Regions from separate parts of the Homo sapiens genome. Here region 2 is linked to region 1. Evidence: chromatin loops called from intact Hi-C (ENCODE). Cell type or tissue: A673. All regions are shown on one strand.

Region 1 (8,000 bases):
GCAGAAGATCACAGAGGAAGTGGAACATGAGCTGAGCCCTGAAAAGAGAATGGAACTCCAACCAGTTGTGGAAGGGTCTTGACTGTCAGGCAAAGGAACTTAGAGCTGATCTGATGGTCACCTCATAACCTCCATATTCTCTTTTTGTCTTACTTTCTTTTGTGAAAGTCTTTTCTTAGTTTCCAAGTGTGGAGACTTCACTTACTTTGATTCAGAGGTTATCAGGAAATTTAAAAAAGTTTCAATCCAGCAGTTCATAGATTAAAAAATGAACAAGAAAACAGCAAGGACTGTTTTTTCTTTTTTCCCACTTTCATAAAGCTAAGTGAAACACATCAACTTTAAGAAATTCTCCTCTTTCTTAGGCCAAAATTAAGCTCTAAAGTTTAGAGGCAAGTAGAAAATCAAGCATAACTTCCCCTCTTGCTACAAACAAAAGAAAACAAACCTTGCAGCCAGGACAGCAGGAATCTGGCTTGGTAAAACTGCAATCAAAGCTGCTCTGTAGATCAGCCAGCAATGAATCTCAAGTGGTAATATGGGAGCATGCCACCACCATGATGCTTTCAATCCTAGTTAGCAAATACCCCCTTCTAAGATAAAATCTGTCTCCTATGAGTAACCATCAGGGCCATAAGGTTGACAAACCCAAACGAAAGCATCTTTTGTTATCCAAATGCCATTATAAATCACATTTTGTAAACAAATGTTGCTTAATATTACTCCTACTTTTTAACCAAATACAAAAAGTTTTATAGGTTCAAAAGTTATGTGTGTTCTGAGATATGTATACTAATGTAAAATGCATCATGATATGCTATTCATCTTTTCAAAGGTAAAATGAATATATAATTACATAACCATAAGTTAATCTTTCAGAGATATACAGAGAAATAGAGACATGCAACTAAGCCTGTGAAAAATATAAAGAAATGACAAAAATGTGAAGAAAAATCAGACTGTAGCAATATAATAAGGGTCATAGTTGTTTTCCTTTTCTTTTGTCTTTGTAAAAACTGAATAATTTAATTGTCAAGTACCTGAAAATTTGATACTAATTCCCTTAATTACATGGTACTAAAAATTTTCTTCCAAGGTTTCCATAGCATTTAGTTTAGCCAAAAGTAACCTTAGCTGAGGCAAATAGTTTTAAGTGAAAATTTATTTATCAAATACTACTTTGGAATTTTAGGAAAGGTTTTTTTTAAATTATAATATGGTTACTTTGATCACATTTAAAAATTAGTGGAAATTTTGAATAATGACAATTCCTGTGAAAGAAGCAAACAGCTTAGTATATATTATATCCAAAGTGCTATTAGCTTTCTTCTCCCTCTAAAAGAAATAAATTTCAATCATGATGAAGAATTGTTAAATATACTCTTAAGCAAGTACAAAAATAATTAAGGAAAATGGTTAGATTTCCATATTTCAGAGAAATGTATTAGTTTTATAATCTGTATAGGAGACTATATAATCAATATAGGAGACTCACTGAAAAAGTGGTCTTTAGGGTTTTTACCTTTCCTTTTATGTGATGGAGTTTAAAAAAGATGAAAGGCAAGCTTTTGTGTTTACATCTGGAGTATAAAAGCGCCTCAGTATGAGAGAAGGACATTCCATGAAATACTATGTCAGAAACATTCTCAGTCAGAATTCCAGAAATAGCAAGATGTTAAATAGATAATTAAAATGTCTTCAAGGTTTAAACCATAGGGACTTAGGTTTTTAATCATGTAGTGTATATTCATCAGAAGTTTTTACTTTTATCTTGATCAGATTTTGATGCTGTCTTTGGGGGAAGAAAGACCATGGTCTGTACTTCTGAAATTCTTTAGTTTGATAGGATCTGATATTAGCAGGCTCAACTCAAAATAGCTATCATTTTATTAGATGGCTGGCAGAAGCCTTCAGCAATGGCTGTCTTGCAAAAACAATGGGCTTCTCCATTTCTGATGAAATAGGAAAGCTGTGGGAACTTCTGTGTCATGGCATAGGAATTGTGTTACCCATGGTGTAAGATTTTTTCTTTTCAGGGAAGGAATCAAACAGAAGGATGTAACTAATCACAACCTTAATGTAAACAGACTTCATTCCAAATATATATTTTTTTAATTTAATGCAAATATAAGAGTATACATTTGGCAGCAAGGTGCTTATTCAATCAAAAAGCAAATATCTAAATATGTCTTTGATGATATACATTATCAAAGATGTGCAGCTTAGAAACTCACCCATTTCTATCTCCTGGCATATGTGGCATTGTTTTTTTCTACTTCATTCTCTATTTTGAAAAAGGCACCGCAAAGTATACTTCATAATGGTGGACATTAAAATTAAAACAAGAAAATTATCATACATCAACCTATTGTTAGTTTCATATTAAAATATGTGTTGCCTAAAGTTAGATTTAAGACTTAATTTGAAATATAGATGCATATACCTTTAATACTGACAACAGTCATAACGTCATTAGATATTTTTCTATACTAATTCTCATATCAGTCTTCTATCACATTATGCAAAAGTGAGTTGAAATTATTGTATTTCTTAATATTTGAGATTTAAAAATGAGATACTTCTCTAAGTCATAGTGAATGACAACATTGCAAATAATAATTAAATTTTCCTTAGTATTATTGCTAATGAAAAGGGAACAAAAATCATTATAGAACAAGATGTTTCAGGTAATTGATCCATCTAAAATCGCTCCGTATTTTACATAGAATAAATTAACTTACCTTTCTTGTTACATTGGATAAGAAAAAGAGAGGAATTGATAAAGAAATATATCAATGAAAATGTTCTTATTCATAGTGAGTTTTAAGCAGTAAAATTTCAGATTCTGTTTACATTTTAGTTTAATTGCTTGAATATACATGTAGGTGGAGAAAATACTAATTGTGCATGTTAGACTGGATGATTGTTTGGTAGAAAAGCAAAATGTCCTTTACTTGTAAAGACAATTTGTAGCATAATATCAGTTAAATGAGGACAATATGATTGAGGCTTTTAAAACATAATTCATAACTGGAAACTGATTTTTTTAAATTTAATAATAAGAGGTCAAATATAAAACTTTCTAAAAGCATCATTTTATAGTATGTATATGGATATATAGTATATAAGTTCATACTATTTAAATATATACCACAAAAATATAGTATAGGTAGAATTGACTTTTGATAAGATTTAGTTTATCTCAAACTCGTAACAATGTCTAAGTACACTAAGCAACTGAGTTTTCTATTGACATTATTTCAGGTCTAGTTTCTAATCTTATCAATAATGGAGCTGAGGCAGAGTAAAATTTAGACTTCTTTCATAAACATTATTAAAACTGAGGTTCACACCAAAATCATCTGGTTATAAAGGAGGATTTAAATGGATGGTATAATTTTTAAATATGTGAAACAAAAATCAAATTTACTATAGGCACAGAGGCATGGCTGCCTCGTCCTTTATTCTGTAAACATCGAGTCTTCAAATTCCATCTATATCAGCAAATGGTCAGTTTATCTCTTTCCATTCAAAATTCCTAAATTGTTTTCAGCTCTTTTACAAAATCTCTCTCAGTATGAAGTCTTGTCTGGATTTTTTTTAAAAAAAGTTTTGGATTTAATTTGGGGATCTTTTAGAAAAACAATAACGTGAGGTTTTAACTGAAGGAGAAGTTTGAATTAAATATTCTAATTTAAAGTAAGTTAAAATAAATATGTTATTGTGTTTCAATTCCATTGAATTATTGGTCTCAGATGTTCCAGAGTACAAAACGTATTTCAGGCCTGAGGCTATTTTTACACACACACACACACACACACACACACACACACACACACACACACTTAAAACATTCAGTTGAATAAAATAACATTGAAAAGACTTTTCATATTATAGGCCAGATAGCTTATCTAAATTTTCCTCTATTTAAAATAATTAATTACTGAATTAAACTTCATATTTTAGCAAAATGTCATTTATATATAAATAAATCATAAAATATACTTTTCATGAAGTTTTATTGAAATAAAATAATTCTGTCATAGCAATTACCTATAATTTCAAATATATTATATTTTAGTTAATGTTAATGAAAAGTAAAATTAGGTTGTTACCCATCAACTCTTTTAACTCAAATCAGGAATTTTAAATAACTAAGCTTGAATATTTTAAGCACAAACTCATTCATATCAATCAGACATAATTTTTATTTTGCCTTTTTGAGAAATGATCTAAATAATCATTTAGGAAAGAAGATTATAATTAAAACAGTATGCAATTTAATGTTAATCAGAAATTATATGATGTACAGTATCAGGTAAAAATATTCAAATGTCTTCCAAATAACAGAAGTAAAACTGAGAACAGTCTTTTAATAAAGGCTATTTTGCCTGGTAGGAAAAGATTGTTAGTTGTAAAAAGAAACCTTTTAAACTAATATGATGAGGTACATGTAAAAATTAATATTATGCTCTGATGTTCTCTCTAGTGAGTAGCCTAGGTTGATTTATTCATTTAGGTAATTGTGTTCAGCAATATTAGTAATTCACTGTTAAATTGAATTTGGAGAACGAACAATAAATTGAAACTGCAGTGATATTTCTTTCTTACTGTGTAACAAACAGATGTATTGATGTAAGTTCTGAGTGTACTACATAAGTTAAATTCCCTAGACTGTAATTTGATCAAAAGGCTTTAGACATTTACTTGAGCTATATTAGGCGGCTGCCATTGGATGGCAGTAAAATTCTACATCAATCACTTTAAGCAAAGTGAAGCTGGGAAAATAATGGGACTTTTCTTTTATTATTTAACAGCAGAATGCTGATTTAAAAGGCAAAGCTCAGGGGGTTGCATATATTGTGGCAATACCAACTAATTTTTTTTTAACTGTTTTGTTTTCTTCTCTGCTCTATTTAAAGGGAGATGCAATTTTAGAAAAATAATGCATAGTATTTTGTCACAGCAAGAGATGTTTTTGCTTTTCTTTTATGTAATAAAAATTTTCATTTTTTTATTTTTAAAAATAAGTCAATAAAGGGATATTAACAAATTATATATGATTTAAACCTTTGCACAGTATTAATGCCTAAGTCTTCTTTTTGTTTTCTTCTGATTGTAAAGCCCATGTGCATTTTGTTCCGGGTTTAAAGGCTGATTTATATAAAGAGCTGTAAATATTATAATGTCTAATTTTATTGAAACAATTTGAATAGAGAACAAAAATATGAAATCACACAGGAAATGTTGCTAACGATGATATTGCAGAAGAGAGTGTTCCTTCTCAGGAGGCCTTAAATTCTGTGCTTGTACACCACTGAAAGTAGTCAGTATTTTGCCCCTGAGATATGAAAGACAATATTGAATATTTCTGATCTTATGTTAATTTATGGTTACTCACGAACGATTCACAGGGAGGTACAGTCTGAAAGAAAATCTTTGTCATCTTAAACCTGTTGTGTTTATCACACAAAACTAACAGGAATAAATAGCACAGAGAACAAATAAAATGAGATATGTCCTAAATGCTATCTCACATAAGGAAATATATGTTCTTATGTCTCTTCTCACTCATTTAGAATTTTATTTGGTTAGAAGTTGGTAACATCAATTACAATTTATTTGGCAATAAAACGAACCAATTGTTTTCAGAAAATATTCAGGATGGTCTGACACAATCTGAGGGCGATTAATCAGGATTTCCTGGGATCAAACCACAGACTTTTCTGCTATTTATCTTTTCCCTCACTTTATGTTTAAAGTCTATTAAAAGTTTATAGTCTTCCAAAGATCATATTAGGCATTAAAATTCAGGCATCTCATTCCTGCCGCAAAGATTGTTAGAAGAAAAGAAAATAAATGGGTTATCATGAATCCATTCTCATCATGAAGAGTGTAAAAAGCATGCACAGTGGAACAATATTCATTTATTTTTACGACAATGCTCGAGAAGAGAAAAAAAGGAAGTGAAATAAACTTAGAGATATGTAGTATTATTACTTCCAGGCACAGGGAGTTAGAAAGGCTGGAATGAAATGCCTTAGTATGCAGAAAAGGGCATATTTAACTGTGTGTGTGTGTGTGTGTTGTAGGATGCCATTTTTTCAGGCTTTGGTTTATTCAGTTACTGAACATTTCTGATGCAAAAATTTGATTTAACATCTATTTAACTATTTGACAGTATTTTTAAAAGTTTATTTTATTGAATTTTTATGAGAATAAAGAATACATTTGCATGGTTTTTTACACTTGCCGTTCCCCAACATAACCTAGTGGAAATATACATATGTATATAAGCGAACCTCAAATATTTATACCTACAGAGTTTTAAAAGAAAAATATAATCAATTAAATATTTAAAATTTAGATATTTTGCATTTGTATGCAGGGTCAAAACAAAAGCAGTTCTTCCAATGAATTACAAAATTGACTGATGCTCTAGTCTCAATCCTAGTTTGGTTAATTATATCTATGCATTCAAAAAAATAAGCTGTTTTTACATAAAATGTAAGAAAACCTTTGCAAATACGTAACTTCATTTCTTTATATTGAGATGCTGTATATCCAAATGTAACTGATTATTTTCCTTAATTTAAAAAATAGCGATATGGTAAAATTTATTCTCAATAAGCAGGGCGTGCTGCAAATACTGTGTTAAATTTAATGGTAAAAATTATTTAAAGCACCCATTTTCTCATCCATAACTGTCATAGGAAATTTACTACAGACCTCTGAAGAAATTATGTGGCTTTATCCAGTTTACCTGTATAAATATAGCTTTTTATATTAAATGTTACAAACGAATGCACAAAATAGGATAGCTTAGCATCTATGATATCTGTTTTAGCACTCACAGTATGCTTTATACTCTTCTGATGCATATTCATTTAGTGTTATTAAGCCTGTACTTAAGCATAGTATTAAATGCTCACACTTTGGAGCTGAAATTTCTGGATTTGAATATTGGTCCTGAAAATGAGTAACTGTGTGACCTTGGGGAGTGTACATAATCTCTCTGTTTCATCACACAGACACTTATAAGGCAATGTAGTAAATTAAGTGATTAAGCTGTGCTTTGGCTAGAATAGAGCAGGTGGAAGAAGACACTCAACTCAGTCTAGCCTACAGGCTGCACATCTGCAGGAGGTTGGGCAATAGAGAAGCAATTCCATGAAGGGCATACCTTTAACTGGGTCTTCAAGAAGAATAGGAGTCAGCCATGGGAGGAGGAATATGAGAACTATAAGCAGGAGGATCAACCTGTGCAAAGGTATAAAACACAAGAAAATGTTTGTAATTCTTTCATGGCATAGGCATGAGATACATGTGAAAATTGAAACATGATCCTTGCCCTCAAAGAGATTTAAATTTATCAAAAAGAACCAAATAAGAGTACCTTTCCTATATACTATCTTATGCTGTAGTAGAATCTGACTTCTGTCATTTGATTCAACATGCAGATTATCCAGTGAGGAAAATAGGTCTGGGCTTTTATAATAGATTATATCTATATTTTAAATCTGGAAGCACAGAAAATAAAAAAACAAATAATTAGTCCAATTCTTACAGCTAGAAAAATGAGCATGTCTGGATTAAAAATCATCCTCTAATGCAAATAATACATCAATAGTGCTACACTGGAGTCACCATATTTTCAATAGAAATGTAGAATTTTAAAAATAATGAAAAGAGATAAAATTTATATGAAAGATTTTACCAACAGGCTATAAAATTGGTGGAGATTAGGCCAAAATGGTAGATTGCATAGAAATCTTCCAATTAAAAAAAAACTGTAAACATTATAACACCAAAGATATAAACCAGAAATTATGAGTAATTTTATAAGATAGCAAATAGTTGGAATTGGGTTAATAGAAAAACCAGAACTGAACAAATTATATAATGAACATAAGCAAGAAAAAGCTTATAAGAAGGCAAAATGCATTTTTTTATTTTAGTTGAAGGAATTTGCTATTTAAATTAGAAACTCATTAGAAAAT
Region 2 (8,000 bases), 370 kb after region 1:
TGTCACCCTCCGATCTTAAGCAATTGTGGAAGCTGACATTTTCTGTATCTTAATTTTAAAAGTGAAAAAAAAAACTACTGACAGTAAAGATATTCACTCTCACTCAAAAATATTTTGATACAAAGTATTGAAATTTCAGTTGCTGTTTGGGCACCATCTTCCCGTAGGATTTGTTAGGTAGATATTTCTATCTCCAAATCTACTCCAAAGTAGAAAGGGGAAACGTTGTCCAGATTTATCTATTATTTATTCATTAATTTAAAAAAATATTGACTATAAGCTATATACCAGGCACAGAGCATGTTCTGGAGAGAGAACTGTAAACAAGGTAGATTTAGTTCTAGTCCTCATAGGGCTACCAATAAGTGATAAAAATATATAAGTAGAGGTGTCTAAGCCTTGGAGACTTACAAAAAGTCATCTTCTGAGGCCACAACACATGCAAAATAATTACATGATACCTTGAATTAAGTTAACTACAGTAAAAAGTTCTAATAAGCATCAATCTTAATGAAACAAACATAACCATATGAGATTATGAAGCACAGCCTAGAAAAAACGTCCACTCATTCCACTTCATGGCAGAATCAGTACTAAAACTTGTTTTCTGACAGATTGCATTGCTTGATTAAACGAAACAATGTCATAGCCCAGAACAGTGTCAACTCAAATCCAGTTTAGTTATACACATTTCATTTCTCCTTTCTCTGTCTCTTCTAACTCACTCCAGCACTCTGCCTTTTCTGAAAAGAATAAATCACAGACAAGATAAGAGACAAAGATGGCATTGTTTTACTTATGGCTCAAGTCAAAGGGGACTTGCCCCTTGAATATTCCTGAATTTGGAGATATCTTTTATTTGATTTATTTTCTTTACATGTGATCAAAGAGAGAAAGCATAATGGCATCTATTTAGGAAGAAATTCTAACCATACAAAATAAATAGAATAAAACAGTGAGGTTTTTCTCTCTGGCTCACACATGTGAAACAATTCTAGGAAAAAAAAAAAGTAGTCTGCCTTCATTGCTCAAGAAAACCACTGACAAACTTTAAATAAATAAAGACTGCTGTTATTCACCTTAGAACATACCATGAAGTCACTCCTCAGAAATCACAAATCCAGATCTGTAGAAGGATCTCTTATGCATTAGAAGGCCCTAAATTGCCTCTTAAGAGTAAATTTCCTACGTGTCCATATTTTAAGTCAGAGCATTCCAGACACATACTCAAACTTAAGGCGAATATGTTGTGCCAGCTTCAAGTGAAAAAGTAAGAAACAACAAAACAAATTTCATCCGATACATACAGATTTACAAACTAGCATTTATCCCATAAGCATCTTTGTATCTGCCTCCTCAAAATTCTATTAAGTATAAACAAAGACTAGTTCAGAACGTCATATTTTAAAAGATGTAATTATTAATACATTCATAACTTAAAAGGAAATTGTAAACTCTTTGGCAACTTCTAAGTTAATAATTTTGTTGACAAAATAAGTCATAAATATTTTTTCTATTTTGTGGTGTTTTTTTAAATTGTGGTTTAAAAATAACATAAAATTTGCCATCTTAACCATTCTTAAATGTACAATATAGTAGTGTTCACTATATGCACATTGTTGGTCAATGGAGTCCTAGAAAATTTTCATCTTGCAAAACTTAAACTCAATGCCTACTGAATAACTCTCCTTTTTCCCCTGACCCAGCCACTAAAAACCACCATTCTACTTAGTTTCTAAGAGTCTGACTATGTTAGCTAAGAGTTTGACTATGTTAGGTACCTCATATGAGTGGAACATACAGAATTTATCTTTTTGTGATTGGCTTATTTCACCTACCATAATGTCTTCAAGAGTAATTCATGTGACAGAATTTTTTTATTTTTTAAGCCTGAATAATATTCCATTATATATGTATACACATATATGCAAATATATCATTGAGATGCTAATTTCAATTCTTTTGGATATATACTCAGAGTGAGATTGCTAGATGGTGTGGTAATTGTATTTTTAATTTTTATGAAGAACCACCATACTGTTTCCAAGAATGTAAAATGAATGCACCATTTTACATTCTTACCAACAATGTACAAGGGTTTCAATTTCTCCCCATCATTGTCATACTTGTTATTTTCTGTTGGTCTATTTTTTTTATAACGGTCCTCCTAAAGGGTGTGAAGTGATAACTCATTGTGGGTTTGATTTGCATATCCCTGATAATTAGGGATGTTAAGAATCTTTACATATTTTTGTTGGCCATTTACCTATATTCTTAATGTCTATTCAAGTCCTTTGTCTATTTTTTAACTAGGGTATTTGTTATTTTATTGCTCAGTTATAGAAGTTGTTTATATATTCTAGATATTAATACCATATCAGACATATGGTTTGCAAATATTTTCTCCCATTCCTTACACTGACTGTTCATGTTGTTGATTATTTCCTTTGTTGCCCAGAAGGTTTTAAGTTTGACCTGGTCTCATCTATCTATTTTTGTGCTTTTTTTGCCTATGCTTTTGGTGTCACATCCAAGAAATTATTGTTAAATTCAATGTTATGAAGATTCTCCCGTGTTTCCTTTTACGAATTTTGTATTTTTAGGTCTTATGTTTAGATCTTTAATCCATTTTGAGTTAACTCTTGTATATTGTGTAGGGTAAAGGTCCAGTTCATTCTTTTGCATATGAATATTCAATTTTCCCAATAGCATTTGTTGAAGAGACTATCCTTTCCCCACTGTGTATTCTTGGAAGCTTTGTCAAAGGTTATTTGACCATATATAAAAAATTTTTTTCTGGGGTCTTTATTTTGTTCCATTGGTCTATATGTCTGTTTTTATGCACGTGCCATACTGTTTTGATTACTGTGTCTTTCTAATATGTTTTGTATTATAAAGTGTGAGGCTTCTAGCTTTGTTTTTATTTCTCAAAATTGTTGTGGCTATTTAGATTTCTTTGGTATTTCATATTAATTGTAGTATTTTTTCTATTTCTACAAAAATGGAAATTTAAATTTTGATAGGGATTATTTTGAATATGTAGATTACTTTGGAGAGTGTGGATATTTCAACAATATTAAGTCTTTCACTCTATGAACATGAAATTTTTTCCCATTTATGTGTGACTTTTTAAATTTCTTTCAGCATTGTTTTCTAGTTTTCAGTGTACAAATCTTTTGCCTCTTTGGTTAAGTTTATCTCTAAGTGTTTTATTCTTTTTGATGCTATTGAATTTTTTTAATTTTTGCAGATTATTATTACTATATACAAACAGAATTAATTTTTTGCATTTTGGTTTTGTACCCTATAACTTTGCAAATGTGTTTATTACTTCTGACAGTTTTGGGGTTTTCTGAAATTTTTAGGATTTTCTACATATAAGATCATGTCACTGACAAACAGAACTTGGTTCTGTGTTTTAGTTTCTATTTCTTTGTTAATGTTCTAATTTTGTTCATGTATCATTTTCTTGATTGTTTAGCTTTCTGTCTGTATCCTCTGATACTTCATTCAGCTTCTTTAAAACAATTATTTTGAATTGTTTGTCAGGTAATTGATACATCATCTTTTCTTTCAGGTGGGTTTTTGAGATTTATTTTGTTCTTTCGGTTGGGTCATTTTTACCTATTTCTTTGTACGTGGTATTATTTTCTGGAATTTGTGCACTTGAAAAAACAGCCACCTCTCTCAATTTTCATGGTCTGGATTCTTATAGGGAAAACCCTTCACCAATCATCTTGATTAGAGAGCCTGAGGGTCTCTCAAGCTTTTTCTGGGAATCATGCATATAATTTCCCAATGGGAGAAGTTTCTTGTTTTATCAGGAACTTGTAATTTCTTGCTCCCTCTTGTGTATATCTGCAGTACTGCAAGTGCTCTGGTGCAACAAGCCCCTGAACTCTTGTCAGTGGCCCTGAGGCATCCAAAGTAGTTCAGTCCCATCAGTACCCCAAGTCAGGTGGGACAGAACCAGTCCACCAGGCAATCCCTGAAAAGACATAATGTTGGACACACATTTCACTCTTCACTTTCCAACCCAAGGGAGAAGCCACAGCTGGATATTCTCTTCTGATTGTGCCAAGCTGTGTTGGCATCTCTTTGGCATCTCTTTGTGGTACTGCAGCTTCTCTGGTACTGCAGCAAGCCACCAAGCTCTCTCTTTTTCTCAGTGACCTCCACACATCCTAGGTTTGGTCTCCCAATCAGACGAGACAGAAACTAGTTAGCACTCCCCATTAACATTCCCAATTAGACGAGACAGAAACTAGTTTCTCAGGTAGTCCCCCAAACGCTAGAATGTTAGACATATGTCTACTTCTACTTCCTTCCCAAGGAAGAAACTGTTAGTTGGGTGTCTACTTCCAATTGTGCTGAGCTGTACTTACTTGAGGGAAGGCTTACCATGGGTAAAATAAAATGCATTCTCTTCCCATTTCCATGTTGCTATTCTTACCTTAGAGCTCACCTGGGGGTACTGAGACTTTTTACTTGGTTTCTAGAGTTCTCCTAAGGGCTTTAAGGCTTTTGGACCATGTGTTGTTAAGCCAGAATTTTTGTGAAGGTATAAGGTCTGGAACTTCCTATTCTACCATCTTGCTGACATCACTATCATTGTATTTCCTAGTTTCATTTTTGTTTGAAAAATTTTAATAAGTATCATCTGCATACTAGTCCTAGGCTAAGTGTAGTAGAGCAAAGATAAATAACTTAGTGTTAGGATATTCATCATGGAATTCTATTGGTTTCTAAATTTTCTCAGGGGCAATTTGATTCTAGAATGACTACTAAGTCTTACACATATTTTTAAATTTAATTTATTTTTTAAATGTATAGTTACGATCTCCCTTAATTTACAGCTAGGTGTTCATTGTTTTTCAAATCTAAAATTTTAGAAGAAAAAAGATTTATAATAATTCCTAATAAAATAAATACAAAATACCATACATCATAACGTCAAACGATTTTATCTAATTTCTAATAACTTAAGCACTTTACATGTGTTATTACATAAACAAACTGAATTAGCAACAAGGTCACAGTAATGTTTTGTAGAGAAATCATGCATATTTCATCTGAATTGGGATTCCATTCTTATCAATTATTATATTTGATATTGTTAGATACAATTCTGGTACTATGCAATATGATATTAATAACAACTAAATTAATATAACTAAATAAGAAAATTTATATTTACATGGCCAGACACCTTCACCATCTGGTACTTTGTAATCAGTGGAAATAACATACCTATTGTTCTTTCATTTCAAAGTAATCATCGTAGAGCAGAATTTTATTCGGGGAAGGAATTGTTGTTCATTTGTTGTTTTTGTCTGTGTTTTGCCAGTTCCTGATTGCGATTTGATTTTTATGCCTTGTAATGGATACCTCTTGATGAAACTGCCTAGAGGCTCTCCTATTTGATGTTCCTCCTACCCAATCTTTGTGTAGTCATGTCATGGTTGTTCACTGGGCAGAATCAAATGAACAAAAAATAAACACCTAATCTAACCTGGACTTTCTCTATCTTGTAAGAATGTGTAACTGGAACTAAGAGACATTAATTTTAGACTTTAGGTTTATAATATGTAAGTTTATAACCCAGTTAAAAACAATATTAATCATATGAACTAAGAAGCACAGCATATTGATTTTCCAATAATTAAAAGTAAAATACATGAGGAAAAAAGGAAGCCAGACAAAGATTTGAGATAAAAAGCTTTGGGGGTTTCCAAATCCTTTATGAAGTCAACCTTTATTTCCACACTTGGGGTCTGTGAAGCCTCCCAGTAGCCTTATAATTATTTATTTTCTTTTTATTCAATGTAGGTCAAGTTGATTTCTGCTAAACTTAATTAACTCTTTGTATGCAAGTAATACTTCACTTTGAATAAGCATATTATCTATTCCAAGTGAATAAGCTAGATATTATGTAAACAGAAATAGTAAGTTTCAAATCGTCACTTTGATGTAAATAATGAATTCACCCTTTCTGGAAATCAGTTTATGCCTAGAAGGAAGTTAGTTCCAGGTAAGATCAAACCCAGTAATTTTTATAATAAAAATAACCTATAGTAACTTATTCAATTCTCGGTGGACTCCATCAACACAGTGCTGTTGGTGGAATCACCAATCTCCCCTGCTGACCATAGGCTGATCATAATATCACATAGAAAAGTATACTATTTAACTCAAGCAATGTTATGAACAGAACAGTTCTTGGTTGATTGTTCCATACACAGAGAGACCTTATCTTCCAGATATTAAAGGTCCTCTACCTAAATATGTTCCTCGAAATGAAACTTCAGCTCAAGTGAAAATTAACGATTCGTTAATAACATTGCCCAAAATGCAAGCTATCTTGCACTGTTCAGTGCCAGTCCTGCTTTTAACTGTAAGTTTCATAGGAAGAATATAACTCATCAGTTTGAGGAATTTCTCCCTCCCAGTAATTTAAAGGCTCCCCTACAGCTGGGGATGGAGCAGAGTAGGAAAGATTAGCTGTCATGAGATGAAAATTAGACTTTTTCTTCTCACAGTGCTAACGTCAGTGGCTTTCCTTGCTGGCAAAAACCTTTTCAACCTTATGATTAATTTTTATGTTTTAAGCAAAATGATCATCGTATGATGTCTTTTTTAATTGCTAGGTTAGATTTTGTCTTCAAACAAATCAAATTCCATTTAATAATAAATCAACTGGTCACTGGCTAGTTGCTTTCAGAATGACCAGTGTCTGTCAGTGTAATCAATCCATGTTACCTTACTTCATGCTTCAACTAAAGGACAAAGTTTTCTACTTTACCGAATCCAAAACAGGGTTTACTAAAGATTTTTCTATTACCAGCCAAAATCATCCTGATCCACTTCACCTCCCACTGCTTTCCCTTTTTCTGTTTACCCATCTTAGACTTCCCACTTCCTGCTCCCAAAATATTATGAGTATTACAACAAATACTGTCTGTTTGAGTGATCTTTCTATAGTCCCTGGTCTTCTTTAAGGAAAGTCAATATATAAAGCTCATAAAAATAGTTTAAAATAAAACGTACTTAGATGTAATAAACAAAGACTTTCATTGACTATAGAACTATGAAGCTAAAAACCTTTGCTTTGTGTTTATAAATCAAATTTTGGTTGGCACGGTGGCAGTATTTCTTGAATTCTATGCACACTTTTAATCGTTAAGCAGTGTGACCAAATGGCTTTTTTCTAGCATGTTTCCTGAATAAGGTGTCAATCAAACTGAAGGAAAATGTTTAATCTATGACATGGTCTATGGCCAGTTCAAGTTGACTTAATTTATCATCTTCTTAAGCTGGAGCTTTTAAATGTAGCCTAAGGACACAGTCCTAAGTTGTATAGCCCATATGGTGAAAGTATGGTTCTACTGCTATTAATATGTCATTGTTCATATCTTGTTGCAAAAGTAGCAGAACATAGAACATCTACAAACATAAAAGCACTGTTCTTGAGGAAATTCAGTTAGTCATCAGTTGTGTAAATGTGCAATTTGTTTTTACTATATAAACCTTGAAATGAGCCACACCCCAAAGGGTGCATCAAACCATCTGAAAGATAATGTACGGGTAAAAAATTCTACTGTGTGATTTTTCTTTTGAAATATCAGTTTAAAGATGTATATCAAGATGCATGCTTTAATCAGAATTTTAGATATCTGCATGACATTTAGAAAATATTTATGTAAATCTCATAATAATTACTGCCTGGAAATCAATTGAAAATGGACATTTATTTTCTGTGACATAGGGAAATTAAAGGAAATCTGGTGATCTGTAAATCTATTTCCTTCACCCAAATAGAACATCCCTCACAGTGTGCCAGCAAAGTTGATACATTTATTAAAGTGTTTCATGAAAAATAATATTCCATTGTCCAAGCCCATCATGTAGAGCAGTGCTTCTCAAATTTTAACATGCCTCAGAATAATCAGCAGGGTGATTCATAGATTGCTAAGCAACACCCTAGAGTTTCTTATTCAGTA

What was found. A loop is a pair of places that touch in the nucleus more often than their neighbours do. Peaks named below come from ENCODE experiments on the same cell type or tissue, not always from the same donor. Only the 100,000 strongest peaks of a DNase experiment are listed, where the experiment ranks them.
Region 2: it touches region 1 in a loop (15-fold over the local background); 47 of 110 quality-filtered maps call a loop at or near these places.

Annotation. Positions count from the first base shown.
Region 1 is chr3:146,813,175-146,821,174 of GRCh38, forward strand. No RefSeq gene overlaps it. Among named protein-coding and RNA genes, the nearest start is that of LINC02010, 100 kb to the right of the region's middle. In A673, a CTCF peak has its summit at 4,711 (motif pointing right); DNase peaks (open chromatin) are centred at 4,747 and 5,917; H3K27ac peaks cover 793 bases.
Region 2 is chr3:147,188,114-147,196,113 of GRCh38, forward strand. No RefSeq gene overlaps it. Among named protein-coding and RNA genes, the nearest start is that of ZIC4-AS1, 190 kb to the right of the region's middle. In A673, a CTCF peak has its summit at 3,855 (motif pointing left); a DNase peak (open chromatin) is centred at 3,848.